2 separate regions of the Mus musculus genome follow, and region 2 is linked to region 1. The links are chromatin loops, found by intact Hi-C in ENCODE. Cell type or tissue: left cerebral cortex. All regions are shown on one strand. Each heading gives the region's core, and the rest is flanking DNA. Links, peaks and the distances in the headings are about the cores only. Region 1 overlaps Lhpp (phospholysine phosphohistidine inorganic pyrophosphate phosphatase). Region 2 overlaps Fam53b (family with sequence similarity 53, member B).

Region 1 (11,007 bases), core at 2,070-10,069:
TATAATTAAAATATAATTACACAGTTACTCCCCATCCCCTATTTTATATTTTGAGATGGGCTTGCATGTAGCCCAGGCTTGTCTCAAACTTGCTCTGTGGCCAAAATTGATCTAGAACTTCTGAGTCTTCTGCCTCTGCCTCCCAAGTGTTGGATTATCGGAGTGTGTCACCACACCTGATTTATGCTGTGCTGCAGATCGAACCCAGGTCTCTGTGCATTCTAACCGTGCACCCTGCTGACTGAACCACATCACCAGCTCCTGCCTTGCTTGTTTTACTGGCTTGCATTGTGGCCAGACCATTCAAACAGAGCACTGTTTTGTCAATGCTAGGGAGACTTCATTATCTGGGTTTAAGGGATGGTATGTCAGTCACACACATCTGAATGATTATCTTAGGCAGGGCTAGAATCCACCGTTGCCCTGCCTTTCACTCTGAGACTCATCCCCGGTGAGAAACCTGAGGGAAGCCTGAGCTGAGGCTGTCTGTGAGCTCGGCACATGGGAGGGAATCTCAGCCACTCGCAGACTCTCCCACGTTGGAAGCCCCAATGCACATGAACTACAGACTTCCTTTCTTCCCCAGCCTCTCAGAGGAGGATCTTAAGGCTCCACTGGTTATGTCTGGCCTGAGAAGGCCCTGCTCATAAGCTACAAAAGCATTCTTTCCAAGTGGCCTGCTTGACCCTTCCTGGTCTGTTCACACTGATGTAACACAGTACCTTATTGTGAAGACAAGAAGTAGAGTCTCTCGTATCTCTGAAGGCTGGGGTGTCATGTCAGTATGTTCAGTGTCTGATTCCAAGATGGCTCTGGGTGTGTCTTCCTGCATTTTCAAAAGAGGAGGAATTGTGAATCCTAACGTTTGGTTGGAACAAAGAGCCCACTCCCCAAGCCCTTTTCATGAGGTATCTGTTGTGGTGATAATTATTCGAGGGTTTCTACTCCACCCTTGATCATATAGTCCTCAAACAAAAAAACACAAAACTTTTATATTTATATTATATGTGTGTGTGTGTGTAAAATAAGCCTTAACAGCATGAGAGCTGGGCAGGTATCAACCATCTATGCAATTTTGTCTACTCCCCTGCCAATTACCCCGAGATAAAACTTGCTGTGTTCTGCCTGGGCTGCTCCTATTCCAATTGGTCTGCCCTCATGGCCATGCTTCATGACCCAGCTACCCCATGGCATCTTCTTTTCTCCTCTCCTCATGGTCTCTGCCCCAGACCCCAAGCCCAGGAAACAAGGCCCACCTACCTCTCTTCTGCCCAGCTATAGAGTGTAGGAATATTTATTCAACCAATAGTTTTAAATTAAGGAGCCTGGTTACATAGCACTACTTGGTGTACATAAGGATTTCCCCATCCCTAGGGCAAGCCAGACCTGGGGGTGGTGGTGGGGAACAGCATTTAGCATTACAGTACATAGCATTACAGTACATAGCATTAAGGTACATAGCATTACGGTACACAGCATTACAGTACATAGCATTATAGTGCATAGCATTACAGTACATAGCATTACAGTACATAGCATTACAGTACATAGCATTACAGTACATAGCATTATAGTACATAGCATTATAGTACATAGCATTATAGTGCATAGCATTACAGTATGTAGCAATGGACCAAACCTCAACAGGTATTAATCTCATGACCAAACACCTATAAAGGCCAACACTGTGAACCAGGAGTTAGTTTCCAACACCAGAATTTAGGGGATACGTCCAGGCCGTAGCAGACCTTAAGGTCCCTGATCCCTCCTTTTCCCCAGAGTCGCAAAGCCTGATTCTGCTGTGCTCCTGGCCAGGGGCTCCTCACAGGGCAGTGGGACTCGGCACCCTTCAGGGCTGTGCTCTGTGTATGGCGGTGTCCCCTGCTGCTCAGAAGTGGGAACTCAGCTAGCACATGCTCAGTGTGTGTTTCAACTTACCGGTCAAACATGAGTGGCACATTTGTGTTTGAAAACCCAGAAGTAGGGCCACTCTAGTTTCTTTAAGGAAAACATGTCTTAATTGAGTTGAGGGAATGCGTCCAATGTTGGGGTCTATCAGGCCATTCCAAACCCATGTGTCTAGTGTCCCCAGAGTGAACTGTGCCTTTCCTCTTGGCCAGAATGAGCCTCTAGGCTGCAGAGTCTCTGAGGAAGACCCCACACTACGGTAGGGAGGCCTATACACAGGTAGGATGGGGGGGAATCCACCATCTCTAGTTCCCCTTTGTAGAGATCTGCCTTCTGCGTGCCACTGAGAGGGAAGTGTCAGTGGGGTGGGGTGTAGTTCCGTAGAATGCTTACCAAGCATGTGTGAGACGCAACTCCCAGCACCGTAAAAGTCACAATCAACAAGCGGGAAGTGATGTCCACTGACGGAGCTTGCACTGGAGGGAGAATTCTGTCCAGAGGGAGATCATCTCCTTGGTACCCACAAGCACACAGGTTTAGATTTTCCCTTTATTACAAAAATGGGATTATAATGTGCAGTACGCTTTTGTCTTGACTGTTTTCTGGCATCTTTCTGTTACTATGAAGTGTTGTCTAGTGCCGGGTCCCCCACTGGTGTCAAGGGATGGTGACCGTGCTGCCGTGGAGAACTACCACTAGGCTTCCAGAAACTGTCCCCGTTCCACAGGACGGGACTTGTTTGGAAGGAGGCAGGTCATCCTTTGCCTGGCTGGTGGCAGAGTAAGAACCTTAATATTTGCAAAGGAGCAAATGGGTCACCCACAGTGAGGCCGCTCTGGCATAAGAGGCTCAGTTTGTGCTGTTGGACCTGAGCATTGACATGACAAGGGATCTAGCTATTAAAGCCCTAGAGACACTTACAGGTGTGACAGCCATGACGCCTGGAGAAGTGACTTGTCCCAATGCGAACATGCAAGAAACACTGTTTTCAGAGACCAAGTAGGGAAAGCAAGCCCAGCTCTGATTTTCCACAGTGAAGACAGTTTGAAGTGTTGATACTTCATTAGACTTACTGTTAGAGACCCTAACCCTGACCTCTAACCCTAACATTGTGCATGTTACACTATTAGTGGTAAATTGTAGTCTAACCCTAACCCTAACCCTAAACTTTTGTGACTGGAGATGTGTATTTGTTCCTACACTGTCCCTTCTCACTACAGGGGACACCCTTAAGTCATAGATGCACCCTTAGGTGGCCTGACTGCACGCTGATGTTCCTTAGCCCTAAGAGGAGGTCGCCATCCTAGCAGCCACTTTGGCATCCTGCCAAAGAGGGATCATAGCCCCCCCCCCCCACACCCACCCCAGTTCGGCAACTCTGCTCCCCTGCAGTGCAAGCTCTCTGTGTGTGCCTGTGAACAGCCTCTGAATTCAGACAGGCCCAGGTCCCTTTCTCTCATCTTGTCCCTTCCATATTTATCTATCAGGTCAGAGGACCAGCTATCAGTGAGGTAGCTTTACAAAAAAGGCCTGGCTGTGGGGGCCTCTGACCCAGAGCAGATCCTGAAGTGGGTCATTTGGTCTCACCCTTACACCAGGGAGGTCTCCTCATGGTGCCTGTGGATGACGCAGGCAGGGTCTGGTTTCTAGGCCACGCTTTTCTCAGAGGCAAACAGGAACCCTGTATAGCCTTAAGCTCCTGCTGTGCTCATGTGGAGCTCTGGAAGGGCCCTCACAGAATTCTCAAGGAAACTGTATCCAGGAAGGTCTATCAGAGCTCTCCCAAAATAGACCCAGCTGCCTGGAGTGGTGTGAACTCCCTACCCAGAGTGAATCCCAGTGGCTGGTGACTGTCTCACTCAGAAGAGCAGAGGAGGACTGAGTGCCGGAAACTTGAGTAAAAGGCCCAAGGTGTCAGCATTAGGCTGACCAGTACTGGGCTAGCCTCTGGCCTGGCTGCATCAGACTCCAGCGTTAGGCTGACCAGTACTGGGCTAGCCTCTGGCCTGGCTGCATCAGACTCCAGCGTTAGGCTGACCAGTACTGGGCTAGCCTCTGGCCTGGCTGCATCAGACTCCGGCGTTAGGCTGACCAGTACTGGGCTAGCCTCTGGCTTGGCTGCATCAGACTCCAGTGTTAGGCTGACCAGTACTGGGCTAGCCTCTGGCCTGGCAGTATCAGACTCTTTCTCTGTACTCTGGCCCCTAGGACCTCCGGTACTGGAGGCTAGTCCTATTTCCTGTTGATAAAGGGGAAATGGAGCAACCTCTCGGAGGATCCTAGAGCTCCCACTACCATTGTGCCACCTCCCGGCTGCAGATGCAGAAACTGAGGTCCAAATGGAGCAGGGCCATCAGTGTGGGGCTGTCCTGCACTCATGCCGCCTGCTCCACCTGCTCTATGATCGTCACCTTTAAGTCCTAGATTGTCATTGCTAAAGCAGTGGTCAGTGGTCAAGATCACAGAGCACAGGTGGTGGCTGTGCCGAGTAGAAAGGAGAGGAACCAACTGTCAGCAATAAGTGACTTTCACTGCACACCATGCCTTCAGGGGACTCCTGTGCCAGGACACTGTTGTAAAAGCAAATGATCTTTCAGGGTGCACTTGGCTTGTCCGTGATTTGTGAGTTTGGGACTCCTTAAAAAGGGAAGCCATCTCACCAGAACTAACACCTGCCCGCGCATGCCCAACCAGAACAGCCCTCGTGGGAATGACTGGAGACACAACTCTGCCTGCCCCAACACAGCCTGGATGGCCCAGGAAGCGAACTTAGTGGCAGCTGCCATATTCCCATGCTTTTATCTTGTCCCGAGCCTCCTTACGGCCCCCAAGCACATCCAGAAAGCACTGCACACTTCAGACAGGGCTGCTCCAGGAAGCAGGGGGTGGTGGCTGTGAAATCTGTCTCTGTGCCCGTGACAGGTAAGGATGGGGCTGTCACACACACTGTCTTTACAGCACTCTCTGGTGCACGGTGGAGGGAGAGGCAACCTTATTTCACCCCTTGCTCATACCCAGGCTCCACATGTCAGCCAAAAGGCCGAGCTCTTTTCTGTATCCGTGCAGCCAGTTGAAGCCCACTCCCCTTGCTTCTTGTCTGGACAGGGTACTTGGGGAGTATTGGGGAGGGTGGAGCTCAGAGAAGACACCGAGGGCACCTGGTGGAGTTCAGCATCCAAGATACATTGGCCTTCTCTAATCTACTCTCCCCTCCCCTCCCTTCATTGTCCTTTCAGTCCCATCCTTCCTGAGCCCCAACATCCACCTGGGCCTCATTCAGACGCAAAACAATCTTTCCTTTTCTTCTTACATGTACCGCCTCCTGCTCTGGCCACAAGAGGGCGCCTTGTCACCAGGTTCTGGGAGAGTCAGCCCTTCCGGAGTTCAGGACTTGAACACACAGATCACACGCAGCAAGCACATCAGGCCCCAGTGCACCCTTAAAAGCACTCACAGCCAGCCTCCCTGTCCCTCCGCCCCTTACACTCACATATTCACATCCATGCCAGCTCGCTCCCATGTATGCTCACCCTGCCTGCTCCCCTGTTGCCGTGCGTCTTTGTCACTCTGTGGTCTGGCCACCTTGCTAGACTCAGGGCAGGCTGGGGTCTAAGGAACCACAGCAGCTTCTGTGACCCATGGAGGCTTTTTTGTGTTCTTCTCCAGCTGGGACCTTCACAGGGGGAGAACCCAGAGAACTGTGTGCATTCTGGGCCTGGGGTCCCTGTGACACCACAGTCCTTGCCCACTAAGTCCCCTGATGTCCCCTTCTCATTCTTTCTTTGAGCCCTTTGTCATGCTGTGCTCTTCCACCCCTGTCTCCGTGTGTCCCCACCCCCATCCTGGGCTTTGCCTAGATTCTTTATGGGCTTCCTTTATCATAGAATCTCAGTATCTTTCCACCAGCAGGGGGCGCCACTGGCTCTGGGTGGGGAATAGAGAGGCATGGTGACTTTCCACACCATGTGGCAACACTAGCTCCCACCCCAGGCCTGTCTATACTCCAGACATGCGTTGCTCCAGGAAATAGGGAAATGGCTTGGTGAGCAAAGCACTTGCCTTCCACACACACCAGTTACTAGAGGAAGAAAAATGTACCTGTGTGCCACAATGCTCAGTGTGTACTTAGACGGCATGCTTATCTCTGCGCCCACGTGCGTTTGTGCAAGGTGTGAAGCACTCTCCACGCCACCTGGCTGCATCCTTCCTTACCTTTCCCCTTACTCCTCCGACCCCCACTGTCTCTCCCCACCCACTACTCCATCACTCCCCACTGGCCTTCATTGGGGAGCATGAGCTGTGGTCATCAGACAGAGCTATAGAAGCATCCCAGCTGCCCCCATTCCAGCCTCTCCCTAAGTGTCCGTCCGTCCTCATGGGCAGACTTGCTTGGGTTGGCCTGCTGGTAAAGGCTTTAGGAAGGCAGTGAGATTTCCTGACTTCTATCTCTTTTCATTTTATCTGTTTGGTTTTTTGTTTGTTGTTGTTTTTTGCTTTTGCTTTTCAGTCTCCTGTGTCTAAATTATACAGAGAGCCTAGACAGGAATGGGGCAGTGCTTGACAGAAGTGTCGGGCAGCTGGGGTACCATCAGCCTGCAGGGCGCTGTGGGGCTGCAGTGGGTCCCCACGCTCGAGGCGTCTGATGTCACTGAAGAGATGGGCTTGTTGTTGGCAGTGGGCTTGGACTCTGTGTGCCACTGCATGGCAGCCCCAAAGGGTTCAGATTACAGAACCAAGACGGGCCGTTTCAGGTTTTTCCAGGCTGTGAATGCCAAGTTCCAGTTCTGCCCAGCTCCCTCAGAACCTGGGGGCCATGGTAAAACCCACCAGCCCCTCCCCATGCTGTGCCCTAAGCAGCTCCTGTGACCTGGGAAGGTGGTTATCCTGCCTTAGAATCAGAGCGAGATTGGTGAGCCCTGACCTCTGACCTGTTAAAGAGGGAGGCTCAGCTTGGGGAGTCTGTGAACAGCAGGCTGCTCTGGCCTCCGTCTTAAGCACATCTTTCTGTGAGCCTCTGCTACCTCACAGCTGGGTACGTTTATTCTGGAGTGTACCAGGAGTCTCGGCCCGAGGATACAGATGCTCATGGGCAGTCGTGTTTCCGGTAGTGTGTAGCATTTTTGCTGTCCTTATTAGTTTTTTTCAGGGGTGGGGTGGAACAGACTGGAGAGGAAGGGGTTAGCCTTCTTGGAACCTACTACTGAAGAGGAAGCTGAGTTTTTTCCACGTGAAATAGTTTAAAATAAACTTCGAGGGGGACGCAGACAGGGCTGCTGCAGCCAGATGGAGGAGCCTAGGGTGTGTGTGTGTGCCCCAGCTGGTATCTCGGCTCCTGCAGCCCTGACTGAGGAAGCACCCTGCAAGCCCAGTGGACTGCGGACAGGAGATGGGCAAGCCAAGGCTTCGGGCTGGCCCCTGGAATGTTGTCCTGGCTGTGCTGGAGACTGCCGGGCGGCTCAGATTCCCAGGATTCATGATGAAAACAATTAGCCAGCTCTTTACAAAGAATGCAAGGCTCCCGGTAAGCCAGGAGAGGAGCCTCCTAGCTGCTTCCTGTCACAACCCTAGAAAGTAAATAGAGTGAATTATTTAAACTCAGTGGCCTCTGGGGTTTAAATAATTCACATTCAGGAACAGTAACAACCCCGAGACCCTGGAGTCCCTGTGAGAGTTAAGACCCCACTTTCCCCTTCTTTCCATCGCTTTCTAGCTGCCGAGAACAGTCCAGGGCACATGATGCTATGAGGTACTCCACGGAGATGTTGGACATCAGACCACTCACTGCCCCAGTGGTGGGGTCCTTTTGACCAGAAACAGCTTCCAGTGGTACCATGAATCAAGGCCCAGAGAGTAGGTGGCAGGCATGCCCAGCCTGAAGCAAGCTCGTGCAGTTGGGAGGTAACAGGTAGCTATTGCCAGAGCAAGGCTCCGGGTGCCACAGGTACCTCCTCTAACTCAATGCCCAGCTCAGGGCCTGCAGCAAACTTGCACTGCTGCAAAGCTGGCCTATACCCTGGCAAGATGCCATCCCTCCCCCATCCCTCCAGGTCCAGGTAATCACGCCAGCTGAGGTGCTTACTGAAGTTGAACCCCCTCATCTCTGGACCTCTCTTGGGTTGCTCTCCCCATGTTGTGAGGGAAGTGGCTGCAGCAGGCAGCTCTGGAGCAGCTCTGTCCCGGGCACTGTGCAACCCTGGCGGTGTGCTCAGCTTGGTAGCCGTGCTTCCCATTCACCTTGGCCGTTCCTATGGGTTTTCTGCTGGGGCCTGGGGCTACTCGGGCCTGCCATAGTTCAGGAACTCATGGAGATGTTTTCATTACTTTTGAAACCAGAAGGAAAAAGTGCCTGTAGTCATTGCAGCTCAAGAAAACTCCTAGGCACGAGTCTGGGGCTCTTGCTGTCTTGCCTGCTCTGCCCTGAACCTTTCAGTCCCACAGCTGCACCCTGACCTCCCTCGACTTCCTTGGGGGTTTCAGAGGGTGTACCTACCTGCCCTTTCAGCTGCTGTCCGTGTATACGTGGACCTCAGCACACGGATCTTTCTGTCCCTCCTATCCTGTAGTTCTTACTGCAGCCGTGATGGAGCCACTCTGTGTTCAGGGTCTACCTAGGGTACCCTCACTGCCACCCAGTCATCTTAGGATATAATGCCCAGGTACAGGTGAAAAGGAGAGAGAATTTCCCCCATCCCATCCAGTACTCTGCAACCCAGGGGTCAAGGCCATCTGCGCTGGGGATAGGTCACATGGCCAGAGAGGCACATCCTCCTAACTGGAGGAGCTGCCTTCCTATAGGCTGTGTGCTTCTAGCTGGCCCAGGGTTGACATTCCTGTGACTCCAAGGGCAAGGAGGTCCGAAGCCTTACCAGGGCCGAGAATGGGGGCGACTGGGAGCAGGGAGCCCTTCCTGGGTTCAGTACCCTACTTGAGAAGGGAGAGCTGAGTAACCAGGGCCTCTGCCACGATGACGACGGGCTGTGCTCCATCCGTCCTCCATGTCCTGTCAGGTGGAGGGTTCTGTGGGGCCTGCCTAGACCCAAGCCAGCAGCCAGACAGAAAAGCCATTTCCTGCCCTCAAGATTCCATTCCTTCTTCCTGTTTTCATGTTTAATAGATGCTGCAGAGGGTTTTTTTCTCTTCTTCTTCTCCTTCTCCTTCTCCTTCTCCTCCTCCTCCTCCTCCCCCTCCTCCTGCTCCTCCTCCTCCTCTTCCTCCTCCTCCTCCTTCTTCTTATAATTCTGCAAGAAATGCCTCCTCTTTGGAAAATACAGAAAAGCACAGAGGAAATAATTCACAGCCCCATCTCGCTGAGGGAACCCAGTTAGCATTTTTGTTCTACCTATTTAAGAAGCAGGAATAACAGAAAGACATAAAATGTTATTGTTTATAAAATACAGTTTTGTACTTAAAAATCGTATGGTATTTGCACATCACCAAATTTCTGGGGGCGTGAATGTATCCTGGCAAGTACACTAGCGGTGGGGGAGTGACCCCGGGGGCTGCCAGCGGCTGTGTGTGCCCAGGAAGATGAGAGCTAACAGAGTGAAGGGGAGTTTAGGTACTTTGTCTGGCCTGGGAACTGAGCATACCTCTCCCTGCCCTGTATGCCAGAGAGGCCTCCAACCCCCGTACAGTGCAGAGCTGGCTCTTCCATCTGTGGTTTCGAGGAGGGAGTGGAAATCCTTCACTTCTTGGAAGTCAAGGGTGGTGGGGAGACTCTGCTCTTGCTATGAGCCTTGATCTGAGGACAGTTCTGTGTACATATGCCATGTGCCAGCCCTGATTGGAAATGCAGCCAATCCTAGAATTAACCCTCTGTGGTGTGGCCTGTGTCTGGCAGCCCTGAAGGCCCAACACCCGATGTGGGTGCCCCTCAGTTGCAGTATCAGTCAGCTTGATAATGAAAAAGTGCTCCCAGTATACACCCAGCTGTTCGTGGCCCCTGGGCTGGGGGTTTAGCTCCGAGGACAGGCGTCAGAAGCATTTTGTTTGCTGTAGGCAGGGCTCTTCTCATACTTAAAATAATACAACTTATTATTAATGTATGTCATGTAGCAAAAGCACACAGACCCCAGATACACACAACTCTGTAAGTTAATGAACCCACTGGCCCTTCCAGCATCTTCTGCCCTCCACCCCTCAGGTACTTCTTCCAGATAGCTAATAGCAGAGAGAGTTTTGCCTGTCCCAGGACTTTCTATAAATGGAAACAAACCGTGTGCGCTGTTCTTTCTCATAGTTAGACTTTTAAAGGGGCTTCTGTCAGGCTGGCAATCAGGCCTCGTGACACCATCCTGCTGTGTATTGTGGGGAAGTCCCCCCTCCCCTCACTTGCAGAAACTAGGAAAGAGTCACATGCAAACAAGAGCTTCTTCTGGGCTGCATGGCATGGGGGCTGTAGCCATAGGACAGTGGCATGGGGGCTGTAGCCATAGGACAGTGGCATGGGGGCTGTAGCCATAGGACAGTGGCATGGGGGCTGTAGCCATAGGACAGACATCTAGCCTAGCATGGACTGTCCCTGAAGATTCTGAAGGGTAGAGAGGAGTACCTTGGAGGAGAGTCAGGAAAAAGGCAAATGAGGAGGGGGAGCAGGGCCCTGCCCATATTTCTGCCCTGTCCTTTTGATGCATGGGGCTCAGGATGTCAGGGCAGGGGCCAGAGTGGTACCCACTGCTATCCCACCCCTTAGGGGAACCCATTTATTAGCATTATCTGTTCCGTTCCTGGACTCAGCCAGAGAGACAGTGACACATGCTGGTTCTGGTGGCTGCAGGAAGCAGATACTTCCCCAGACCATGTCCATCTTCTTCCAGGGAACGGAGCTGTTTCTTTACCTGGACCCCTGGGGCTTTACGGAAGAAGAGAGACAGTAATGTAGGATGGAACGGGGGACTAGTTAACTGTGGCCCAGCTATGACGTGGCCAAGCCCGCCTCTCAGTGGGTCTCAGGCTTTTCTCCCAGAAGAGGCGGAGTTGGCTGACAGGACTCTGGGCTGTCCAGCATCTTAGGGAACACTTGAAAAAGGTCAGGGAGCGTCCCCAGGCTTGGGGCCTGGTGCCTTCCATAGCAGTTCTAGAAGAACAGGAATGAGGGTA
Region 2 (11,007 bases), core at 1,352-9,351, 55 kb after region 1:
GTTGGGATGGACAGACTTAACCATGTTGTCTCCAGTGTACAGAACAAGCTAATGGCTCAATAAACTTGACCCCAACAGCCCCACTTTGACTCAGCCTTTCTTAGTAAGGGTCCAGAGTAGTAAGAGAATGGAGACCCCCAGCAGGGTCTTAGATTCCGACGCCTCTGAACAGTAGAGAGGAACTTCTCCCCTGCCCTGACCTCTAAGAAGTTAAGAAATAGACTGGCGGGGCTGGTGAGATGGCTCAGTGGGTAAGAGCACCCGACTGCTCTTCTGAAGGTCAGGAGTTCAAATCCCAGCAACCACATGTTGGCTCACAACCATCCTTAACGAGATCTGACTCCCTCTTCTGGAGTGTCTGAGGACAGCTACAGTGTACTTACATATAATAAATAAATAAATAAATCTTTAAAAAAAAAAAGAAAGAAAGAAAAGAAAAGAAATAGACTGGCAGGGCGTGGTATTGCACTCAAGGGGAAGAGGCAGGTGGATCTCTGTGAGTTCAAAGCCAGCCTGGTCCACAAGGGAGTCCAGTACAGCTAGAGCTACACAGAGAAACCCCATCTGGAAAGAGAGAAAGAGAGAGAGCAAGGAAACGAGCAAGAAATGGCATCTGATAGTGGTCAAGGAGAATTTCTTTCTTTCTAATGGGAGAAGACAGACCAGGACAAACACTAGCACTGCCTCCCATATTTATTCATATATTTAAAGATTTTAAGTTCCATTTGTGTGTGTGTGTGTGTGTGTGTGTGTGTATACAAGCATGCCATAGGTACTCCACACTTATGGAGGCCGGAAGAACAGCTTATTGGAGTCGCTTCTCTCCTCTGCCTTTCCATAGGTTCCGGGAATCAGACTCCGCTGGTAAAGGCAAGCACCCTTCCCAGCTCAGCCCTCATCAGCCCCCCAGTCTTCATTACTACAACAAAATAGCAGAGGCAGGCTAAGCGTGGTGGAGTTGCATGCTTGTAATTCTTGCATGTAGGGCTCATAAGCAGGATTGTCACAAATTCCAGGCCAGCTTCAGCTACATGGCAAAAATGTCACAAAATGATAACAAAAAAATGAAAGAAAAAAAAAAACCGAAACAGAAGAGTGGGTTTTGTATAGCTCAGTTGAGAAGGCTTGAAGGATACAGTACCAGCCTTGCCCAAAGTCTCTCATCAGACCTCATGGGGTCTTCCATGGTGAGACAGGAAGACAGGATGGCCCTTTTGATCCCCCCAGCTGATCTAAGAACTTTCCACAGTTTAAATGTCCTACCAGCTCCTGACACCACCACACAGGGGATCAACTCTCCAACTTACGGCTTTGAGGGCAACACAGCCATCTCCGACCATAGTGGCCCACTAGGCCCAGCAGTGGTGAGCCATGCTGTCCACGGTGGGACCAGACAAAGGGCCTTCTCCAAGGGGCCCTGGGACAGTATTCCCTCTTAGCCCGTGTCAGGCTTCAGAATCGGATGCATGGACAGCTGTTACCTCTGTTTCTTCTCTAACTGACCCAGATGCCACTGATGACTCTCCTCGGGAGACAACTTCTCATAAAAAGAAGTCAGCTATGGAATTAGCCCAGTGGGTAAAGAAGTCAGCTGAGATAGAGCTTGCTGAAAAGGAAGTAGCTGCTAGATGTTTTCGGTCAGTTAATTGTTAGCCATTTGTACTGGCTAGTTTTGTGTCAACTTGACAAAGCTGGAGTTATCACAGAGAAAGGAGTTTCAGTTGAGGAAATGCCTCCATGAGATCCAGCTGTAAGGCATTTTCTCAATTAGTGATCAAGGGGGAAAGGCCCCTTGTGGGTGGGACCATCCCTGGGCTGGTAGTCTTGGGTTCTAAGAGAGCAAGCTGAGCAAGCCAGGGGAAGCAAGCCAGTAAAGAACATCTCTCCATGGCCTCTGCATCAGCTCCTGCTTCCTGACCTGCTTGAGTTCCAGTCCTGACTTCCCTTGGTGATGAACAGCAGTGTGGAAGTATAAGCTGAATAAACCCTTTCCTCCCCAATTTGCTTCTTAGTCATGATGTTTGTGCAGGAATAGAAACCCTGACTAAGACACCATTTAATCATGAGGCTGGAATTGACCCCCTCAAACTACCAAGCACTTGGGAGGCAGAAGCAGGCAGATCTCTGTGACTTCGAGGCCAGCCTGGTCTACAGAGTGAGTTCTAGAATAGCCAAGCCTACACTGAGAAGCCCTCCAAGAAGACCAAAGAACCAAACAACAACAGAGGGTGTTACCAGTATGTACTTTTAAAAAATAATTTATTTTTATTTTCATTGGGGTTTTGCCTACATGTGTGTGTGTGTAAAGGTGTCAGAAGCTCTGAAACTAGAGTTACAGTTGTGAGCTATCATGTTGGTGCTAGGAATTGAACCTGTGTCCTCTAGAAAAGCAGCTTACTAGTACTTTTAACTGCTGAGCCATCTCTCTAGCCCCGAAGTGTGCAGTTGTAATCCCATGCTAAGCAGGTGCAGACAGGAGGATCCTGGGAGCTAGATAGACAGCCATGCCTGGCCCAGTCAGTGAGCTCCAGGCTCAGTAAAATACTATTCCAAAAAAAAAAAAAAAAAAAAAATAACAGGCAAGATGGCTCAGTGAATAGGCATTTGCCACCAAGCCTAACAACCTGAGTTTGATCCCTGGGACCCATATGACAGGAGAGAATTGACTCCTACAAGTAGATTGTTTCCTGACCTCTATACCTAGGCTGTGGCCCATAGACTTGCACACGCTCATATAAATAAATATAGTGAAAAATAAAAATGTAAGGTAGAAAGATTGAGGGAGACATCTGACACTGACCTCTGGCTTACACAGACATAGGCAGGCAGACAGACAGACACACACACACACACACCGGGGGGAGGGCGACGTAGTCTGAAGACCAAAACTGAGTTTGACATCTGGCCTCTGCATGTGTGCACGCACTGTGCAACTGTACACACGTAAAGGAGTCAGAGGTCCTCTGAGATTTCCCTAGACAACGACACTCCCTCTGGCACGGTGAACACACCAGTGGGGCCTTAGTGGGCAGGTTGACCTCTAGGCTCTCAGAGGAAGAAATTGGCTGAGTATCTGCATCAGGATGAGGGGCCACCAGTCTGGCCAGTGCCATTCACCTTCAAGGGATGGATGGCCTTTTGCCTCTTAGCTGGATATACAGAAAGCTCCAGTAGAGTTCCCCCAGTAGCTCAGGCCACTTGGAGCCATTGCAGTGGGCTGTGCTTGCTGATGAGTGTGCCCCATGGGTATTGGGGTTCTCTCCCCCACCCCCCTTTTTTTTCCTGAGCAGTGACCAAGCTGGCTCTCCTTGGCTGGTCTCTCCAGATAAGCTGGGTTTTCTCTTTCTGCCAAGGAGTGGGCTTCAGGCCCTATATGATCTGGTCAGAGACCACACTATCCTCTGAGCCACAGTGAACTCAGAGAAATGGTCCTTAAAGTGACTCTTCCAAGGAGTCTCTAGGAGTAAAAGAGAGAGTGGAGACTCAAGGTCTAGCCTGTGTCTTATGCTCTTTCTGAAGACGGATTCTAAGATGCTCCCTCCAGCCTTGCCTGCAATCCCGTGAAGATGGCCTGTGGTGACCTCGGGGCTGCAATCATCCAGTGCTCAGCTGTCCTCTCCCTCCTGAGAGGATCCATTCCTACTCCCCTAGAGGACTACCCTCTTGCCTTGATGTTTCTCAGGGTGGCAGCACTACCCAGCAGCACAGCCTCCCCTTCTCTTGATCTTCAGCTACCTAGCAGTCAGCCACAAGGGACTCATCTGCCTCTGACTCTTACATCCTTAGCAGGTGGAACAGGCAGGAAGAAAGCCTCCTGCAGATCTCTTTAAAATGGGAAGACCCAACCATGTGCTGAGTCTACAGGGTGCTCAGGGACCCACCTTACAAGCCAGTGTGATTATCATTATCACACCAGCTTTTCCATGGATAATAGGCAGACTGAGCATTTTGCACCAAGTTTTGGGGTTGTAGGAGCATTATTACGTAGGAAATACAACCAAAAAGTTAAAAAAACAAAAAACAAAAAACAGTAGCCACTTGAAGGTCACTGCCCAGGTTGGGCATTTTGTGGGGAGGGACTTTTCCCTACCCACATTTTGGGAAAGAGCTGCTCTCCCAGAAGCCCGTTGGCCCACCATTCCGTGTATAGACAGGGGGCCTACTTAGTGATTGGGAACATCCCTAGATGGGTGGACCCCTGAACCAGCCGGGCTTGGGGACTGCAGAACGCTGAGGCCTACTGCTGTCAGACAACAGGGCATCGAGTGAGCCCAAGCCTGGCTGCGAACAGGATCCTATTTTCAGAAGACCTCATATTTGGTGCAGGAGACAGCAGTGTGGGGAGGCATCAGGACAGAGTCCTGTGCATGTTGTCAACTTGAGCTGGGGCAGGGCTAGAACGAGGCTGGTACCACTGGAGAGTAGGAGGTGCAGGTTAGGGGGGCAGTTGGGTCATTCAAGGCCATTGTGAATCTAAGGAGCAGGACTGTGCTTGTGGCCTTCCTGCCCTCTGTCCTGCTATTGTGAACTACTTACCGTATATGAAAGGCAGAAGGCTGGTGTCCTAGGAAGACTGAATGGCCAGCCTGGGACCTTGCTCTCACGCCCTGATTTTAACTGTGTATATGGTGTGTGGGTGTGTGCCAGTGTGTATGTGGTGGCCTTTACCTGCCAAGCTACGCCCACCCCCAACCACAAAGGGTGGCTTTGTGGGGGGAGTTCTGAGACAGGATCCTGATATTTAGCCCAAGCTGACCTTAAATACGCAATCCTCTTGCTTCAGCCTCCAGAGTGCTGACTAGGGTTACAGATATGTGCCACCACTCTGGAACACTTCTTTTTTCTTTCATATGTGTGTGTGTATGTATGTATGTATGTATGTATGTATGTAGTTTATGGATGTTCTGCCTGCATGTCCCTATGCCATGTACACTGCCACTGTATCCCCTGGAACTATATATATAATCCAGATGATTATGGCTCCTGTATGGGCGCTGAGGATTGACTCTGGGTCCTCTGGTTAACCACGGAGCCATCTCTCTGTCCACCGCCTCTTAAGATACACACTCACATATAGTTTGACAAGGGATCTGTTGCCAAAGCAGCAAAACAGAAGAGTGGTCCAGGATGTCACCTCCAGACTATGATGGTCTGGCCATAGCAGAGGCTCTGGGAGAACATTCCATGGTCAGTTACAGGGACCAACACTGGGTGACAGACATTAAGTGTACCTCTCTGCTGGGGTCCTCAGGACTGCAGACACAGTGCTCTCCTGAGCTGTAGTTACTCAGGTGTCTGGTTTGGAGGGTAAGCACTGGATTGTGTGCCCATCCCAGGGGTGAATTGTGTGTTCTAGTATCTCCACAGCCCAAGAAGCAGAGCTCTGAACTGCGCTGCCCTCCGCGGGGGCGAGGCCCTGAGCTGACAGCCCAGCTCTACGGCCTCCAGGGTCTCTTTAGTGGCCTGCCTCTCAGCCAGGGCAGCTTCCTCTCCTGCTCCCTTGGAAGTAGCAGCACACCATGCCCCCCCCCCCCCATGCCAATGTCTCTGGCTCCTCTGCGGCTCCCTGCGATGGCGGCTGTGGCTATGGGCAGCAGTTACTCCCACAGCCACCCAGCATTTCGCCTTCTCTCTGAGGCATGGGGACAGAAGTCCGTCCCGCAGTTCTCCCAGTCCAGAGCTGACAGGAGAGCTGCTGGTTCACTGCCCCCAACAAAAAGCACACAGCCATGCGCAGGCAGCCGGGTGTTGGACCAGGAAGCTTTATTTACACAGTAAAAGGAACAAGCAAATTCCTGAGACTAGAGTGGCTGTAGTGCAAGACAGTCACGGCCTGTCAGGGGGGGAGGCAGGCGATGGTGCGTGGTGCTAACGAGCAGACCCAGCATGGGCAGCCTACAGGCTGCAGCCCTGATGGGTTCTGGCTCACCACGCCATTCACCACACTGCCTCAAACAGTACCGCTGCTGCTGCTGCTGCTGCTGCTGCTGCCTGGCTGGGACGGCACACGTGGCCCTAGCACGGCCTGTGGGCTCATCTGTCCCTGACCCCTGGGTGCCCCCAAACACTGACGATGCAGTTCATTTGCCAATGAGACTATGCTACGTCAGGCTATCCTATCTAGCCTAAAGGAGCTCCATCAGTCTGCAATTCTAGAGTATCTTTCTCTGCCTCCTTCAGAGGCCTGGCACCAGGGGCAGGGGTGGGACCAGCAGCATGGGCATGGCAAGGGGCAGCATCATGGGTTGTATGGGCGGAGCGTCCCTGAGCCCTGGCCCCTGGCTTACGTTTTAAGTGGCCATCATTCAAGTAATTTTAACCACATCAGTGGAAATGGGTTGCAGGATCCAGGGGTGAGTTCTAACTGCTGTGAACACTAAATGAACCCATAATAAAATATGGCCATTGGTCTGCATAGGAGACCCATCTAGAAACTGGGGGAGTGAGCATGTCCTGTTTAATGTGGGCCTTCATTTTATTTAACTTTCTGCATACAAATTTAGAAAACTTTCCTGCTACAAAAAAAAATTTTTTTTTTAAAGTAAGGCTTTCTGAGAATACACATCTGCATGTGTGGGCAGAACAAGTTCCATGGACCTACATGAAGGGAGCCCGTGGTGCTGGCCAGCTTCTACCTTCACCACCCAGGAGTAAGGCAGGAGTGGGCAGTCATGTAAACTGTCTAGGCTGCTACCCTGAACTCAGGTCAGGTACCCGGCTTAGGGCAACTCTGTCGGTTCAGTGGCTTCTGGAGTGAACGGGATGTCACGTGCTAAGAGGCCCAGTCGGCTTTGGTGGAGGCTGCCTAGGCAGGTGAGTGGTGAAGCCCACCCTCAGCTTCTCTGGGGTGTGGCACTCGGGTGAGCCAGTCTGCCTGCTGCCTGTGCTGCCACGCACACAGGAGACAGAGTGGACCTCCCAGGTGAACCTTCTTCCAGGAGATCCAAGACCAGAGGTCTGGGGGCCAGTGAATGGGGTGGATGAATGGGTCTGTCTGGGTCACACAACTGCTGAAAGCTGACTGGAAACCTTCTAGACAAAACCTGCTTTACTTGATGAAAAGAACATCAGAAAGCAAATGAACACACTAGGCAGAAAAGCTACCACCATCTTTTCTGGCTGCTTTTGCTGGGTGCTTGGACTGAGGCCTTAGTGGGACAGGGACATCAAGAAAAGCCTGAGGAAACTGCAAAGGGCCAACCCCCACCCCGGGTTTGGAGTACTGCCGCCCAGGGAACAGTCTCCTAGAGGCAGGAAGCAAAGATGAAGCTGTCACTCAGCAAGTTCCTGTTTGTCCTTCCGCCAGCAGGCTCAAGAGAGCTAGTCTACGGACAAGCCGGCCACACATCAGCCTTAAGACACACACCTGCCACCAGGAGCTCAGGTCCCAGTCCTCAGGAGAGGCAGCTGGCAACTGTTCTGTGCTTTGGCCTTAACAGCCTGTGTGAAGCAGACCAGGGGACAGAGCCCAGCCTCTCCTTTCCTGGGGGGTGGGGGAGTGGGAATAGCTTTAGGGACCATAAAGTTCTTTCAGATAACAGAATCCCTCACTGTGGGCTTTCTGGGAACCAGGGCACTGGGGTGTGCATCCCACGCCCTCTCAACTACCTTCCTCTGTGATCCACCAGGCAGGGCTTGTAGGTCATGCCTCCACCAGCTTTCTACTTTGCTTTCTCAGTGCCCCCAAGGCCAGCTGGGCCCCGACCACCACCACAGGGACCCACCAGGCTACCCAACCTGGGGTTATAGGAGCGGGGCTTCCTGTACTTTGGGTCTGGTTTTAGAGAAACATTGCCTTATACATCAGAACTTGAGCCTCGGTTCTTCTGGTGTATGGACAAATTAAAGTTGAAACAAAAGGTTCCCATCAAGGTCTTTCTTTAGGAGAAAGGTAACAGCCATTTGGGCTCAGCCAGCAGACAGTGAAATCTCAGAGGGTAGGCACAGCAGAGCAACTACAAATGTGCCTAGATCACATGTCCGCAAACCCAAGAGAATGCACCAGTTATTTTTAGCCTTATGGGAAAACAAGCCACTTGTGTAAGCCAGCCCACTTGCTATTGTCTGCAGAAGATGCCAAGTTTGCTAAAAGCCAGAGTCCCAGCGTGCAGAGCCCTGTAGCATGTCTGCAGGGAGGACTGAGGGGAGCTGCCGGAACGGATGCCCTCTGGGAATTATGCTGGGAGTGAGGAGCTGCAAGGGGGAGTGTGATTCAAGCCATGCTGTGGCTGGGCCTGCAGAGGAGAGCCTGGGGCTAGGCTCACATCAGTGGACTGGGGGTGGGGGGTGTCTTGAAGCCAACGGTGGTATGCTTTCATTAAAGCCAGCAGTGTCTGTGAACAAGCAACAATGTGCTAGGAATGTGGTGGAGGCTTGCAGGCCCCCAACATAGACTGCTACAGAGAGGAGCCTGCAGAGTGGCTAGCCTGCAAAGCAGCCAGCAGACATCCCTCTACCCAGGAATGTACACAGGGCCGAGACTTCTGCACCTGTTTGTAGATCCTGAGGACACTATGAAGAGGTCATCTTGCCACTGACATCTCTATACACAGCTGAATTCACTGAGCTCAGCTCTCAGGGACTGGGGACAGAAGGAAGGCTACCAATGTCAGCCTTGCCAAGGCAGCCCCTGAGGTGGCAGAGGTGTGGGTGATTCTTGGTGACATGGGAGAGCTGGTGGGCCCACCTTTCAGTCAACACAACCACCAAATGCCTACCCAATATGGATGGCTTCTGGTCATTCCTAACTATCCCCTGATCCCGAAAAATGGGACATGGATTATCCCAGAATCCCTGCCAGTGCCCCAAATGGATTAAGGCCACACGGTCTGCTGTCACTACAAGAGGTGTCTCCCGAACCTTCCCAAGCCTGGGCCAGGGAGACCTGGGAGAGAAGGCACGGAGTAAACTAAGTAAAGGAGGCTTTGGGTAACTCCCCAGAAGGAACCTGAGCAAGGCTATAAGGGGGCTCAGGCCCCCGGCATCCTACCTGAAGGGTGCAGCTGGCCCAGCCCTACTGGAAAATGGTGGCTACCCAGCACTCCGTAAGGAACAAAGAGGAGGATACCAAACCGAAAACCTGTTTTGGGCTACAGTAGTTCCATGGAACTGGTGGGAGGCCAGCTGTCGCCTGTGAGGTGTGGCCAAGTTGCCTTCACAAATTTGGGCACTACAGGGTGATGGCTGGTTCCTTTGAAAATGGGTGGGCTCCATTTTTTGGAGGAGCCTCTGTCAGACCCAGGAGCCAGGTCCCCCTTAGAGTGACCTAAGGCCTAGAGGAGTGCCTCCTCCCCAGGTCAGGGCCCTCAGTTGTTCTCTATCTGCTCAATGTCCAGCTCGCCATCCAAAGAGCAGAGGCTGTTCGTGCAGGCTCCCCGGTCCCGCCAGGATGTGGCCGGATCCCCCTTCCTGCAGCAATCCTCATCTAGACTGCAGCCATCTGACTCGTCACAGGATAGGTCCTCCTGGCAGGTGAACTGGTCATCAAAGGAGTGGGGAACAGGCTCAGGAACTGGGGTCCCAGCAGGAGTCCTGCCCCCTGGGCTGGAGGCTGAGAGCAATGCGGTCCAGGATCGGGTACTGCTGACGAGGGCAAAGGGGCTCTGGGAGCTGTGGTCGTCCACCCCCATGTTCAGGCAACTGAGGCTGCTGAAGGTCTGACAGTTCTGTGGAGGAAGAGATACAGTGGTCAGTGAAGAGGCCAGACTCGCTTTGGAACCTCAGACCACACATCCTACATAACCACACAAAGCCTAGCTGGTAGTTAATCTGCCAGGCTGTAGTAAGATCACCAAGTCTGAGGATGGTTCATGAAGAAGTGCCTCTGGCCACTGAACACAACCTGTGGCCAGTCACTACATAAAAGGCAAAAATGTGATGAGGCCCAGCTTGTGGGCAGCTGCGGTGAGGTGGGCAAACCTCAGACTTAATAGGTGGCCTGGTAACAAGATGTCTGATCTAAGGCTATTTCATCCCAGGTGTCCCTTGTCCAGCCAGGACCCACTCCCTCTTCAGTGCGCACATCCTTACCTAACGTGATGTGTGCAGTCAGCCCTCAGCTGAGAACTATACCTGCTATGATGCAGATGCTCAGCAGAGGCTGCTAATACTGTGCCCTTCGCTCTTTATGTGCCGATACAATGTTTTCCCTGAGTGGTTTTTTTTAAAGATTAATTAATTAATTTATTTAATGTATGAGTACACTGGCTGTCTTCCAACACACCAGAAGAGGGCATCAGATCCCATTACAGGTGGTTGTAAGACACCATGTGGTTGCGGGGAATTGAACTCAGGACCTCTGGAAGAGTAGTTAGTGCTCTTAACCACTGAATTTTCTCTCTAGCCTCTTCCTGAATGTTTTTTTTTTAAAGATTTATTTATTATTATATGTAAGTACACTGTAGCTGTCTTCAGACACACCAGAAGAGGGAGTCAGATCTTGTTACGGATGGTTGTGAGCCACCATGTGGTTGCTGGGATTTGAACTCTGGACCTTCGGAAGAGCAGTTGGGTGCTCTTACCCACTGAGCCATCTCACCAGCCCCTGAATGTTTTTTTAATCTGAGGTTTTGACTGAGTCTGAGAAGACAGTTTAAGGTCTGTGGGAAGAACAGATACAAGACTTTTTTCTTGGTGGTACTGGAGGCTGGACATCCAGAGCCTTCCATGTGCTAACTTTATCCTCTACCTGAACTACATCCCCAGCCCCACATGAATACCCATGGCCACACTGTATTAAATAAAACTAGTGAATGACCCAGATTCCACATGTCCTTTCAGACAAGAGACACAGACTAGGGTGGCCGTGAGCTCACTGACACAATATCATGTTTCTTACGAGAAGGGGGCCAAGTTAGATGGAATCAGCACCAGGCTATGCTGTGGCCATAACCCCTACCCTACCCACTTCCTCTGTCCAGAAAGAGGTGGGATGGGGCGGGGCGGGGCGGGGCAGGGAGGGGGCATTTGAAATCTTTATCTGACGTCTTAATTGAGTACTATCAGAAC

Evidence for each region. Peaks named below come from ENCODE experiments on the same cell type or tissue, not always from the same donor. Only the 100,000 strongest peaks of a DNase experiment are listed, where the experiment ranks them.
Region 2: a loop joins it to region 1, with 4 times the contacts of the local background. A loop is called at or near these places in 12 of 42 quality-filtered maps.

Annotation. Positions count from the first base shown.
Region 1 is chr7:132,650,972-132,661,978 of GRCm38, forward strand. All of the region lies in intron 6 of Lhpp (phospholysine phosphohistidine inorganic pyrophosphate phosphatase), which reads left to right. Among named protein-coding and RNA genes, the nearest start is that of Lhpp, 46 kb to the left of the region's middle. In left cerebral cortex, for the core only: CTCF peaks have their summits at 5,216 (motif pointing right) and 5,830 (motif pointing right); DNase peaks (open chromatin) are centred at 3,663, 5,255, 5,813, 7,179 and 1 more place; H3K27ac peaks cover 2,561 bases.
Region 2 is chr7:132,706,338-132,717,344 of GRCm38, forward strand. It overlaps Fam53b (family with sequence similarity 53, member B), which reads right to left. Exons shown (of 5, transcript NM_001381858.1): 5 at 5,747-9,665. The coding sequence ends at 9,306. Lhpp (phospholysine phosphohistidine inorganic pyrophosphate phosphatase) reads left to right here. Exons shown (of 7, transcript NM_029609.1): 7 at 1-82. Among named protein-coding and RNA genes, the nearest start is that of Lhpp, 100 kb to the left of the region's middle. In left cerebral cortex, for the core only: no CTCF peak of the experiment used is centred there; DNase peaks (open chromatin) are centred at 5,823, 6,635, 7,261, 8,054 and 1 more place; H3K27ac peaks cover 4,235 bases.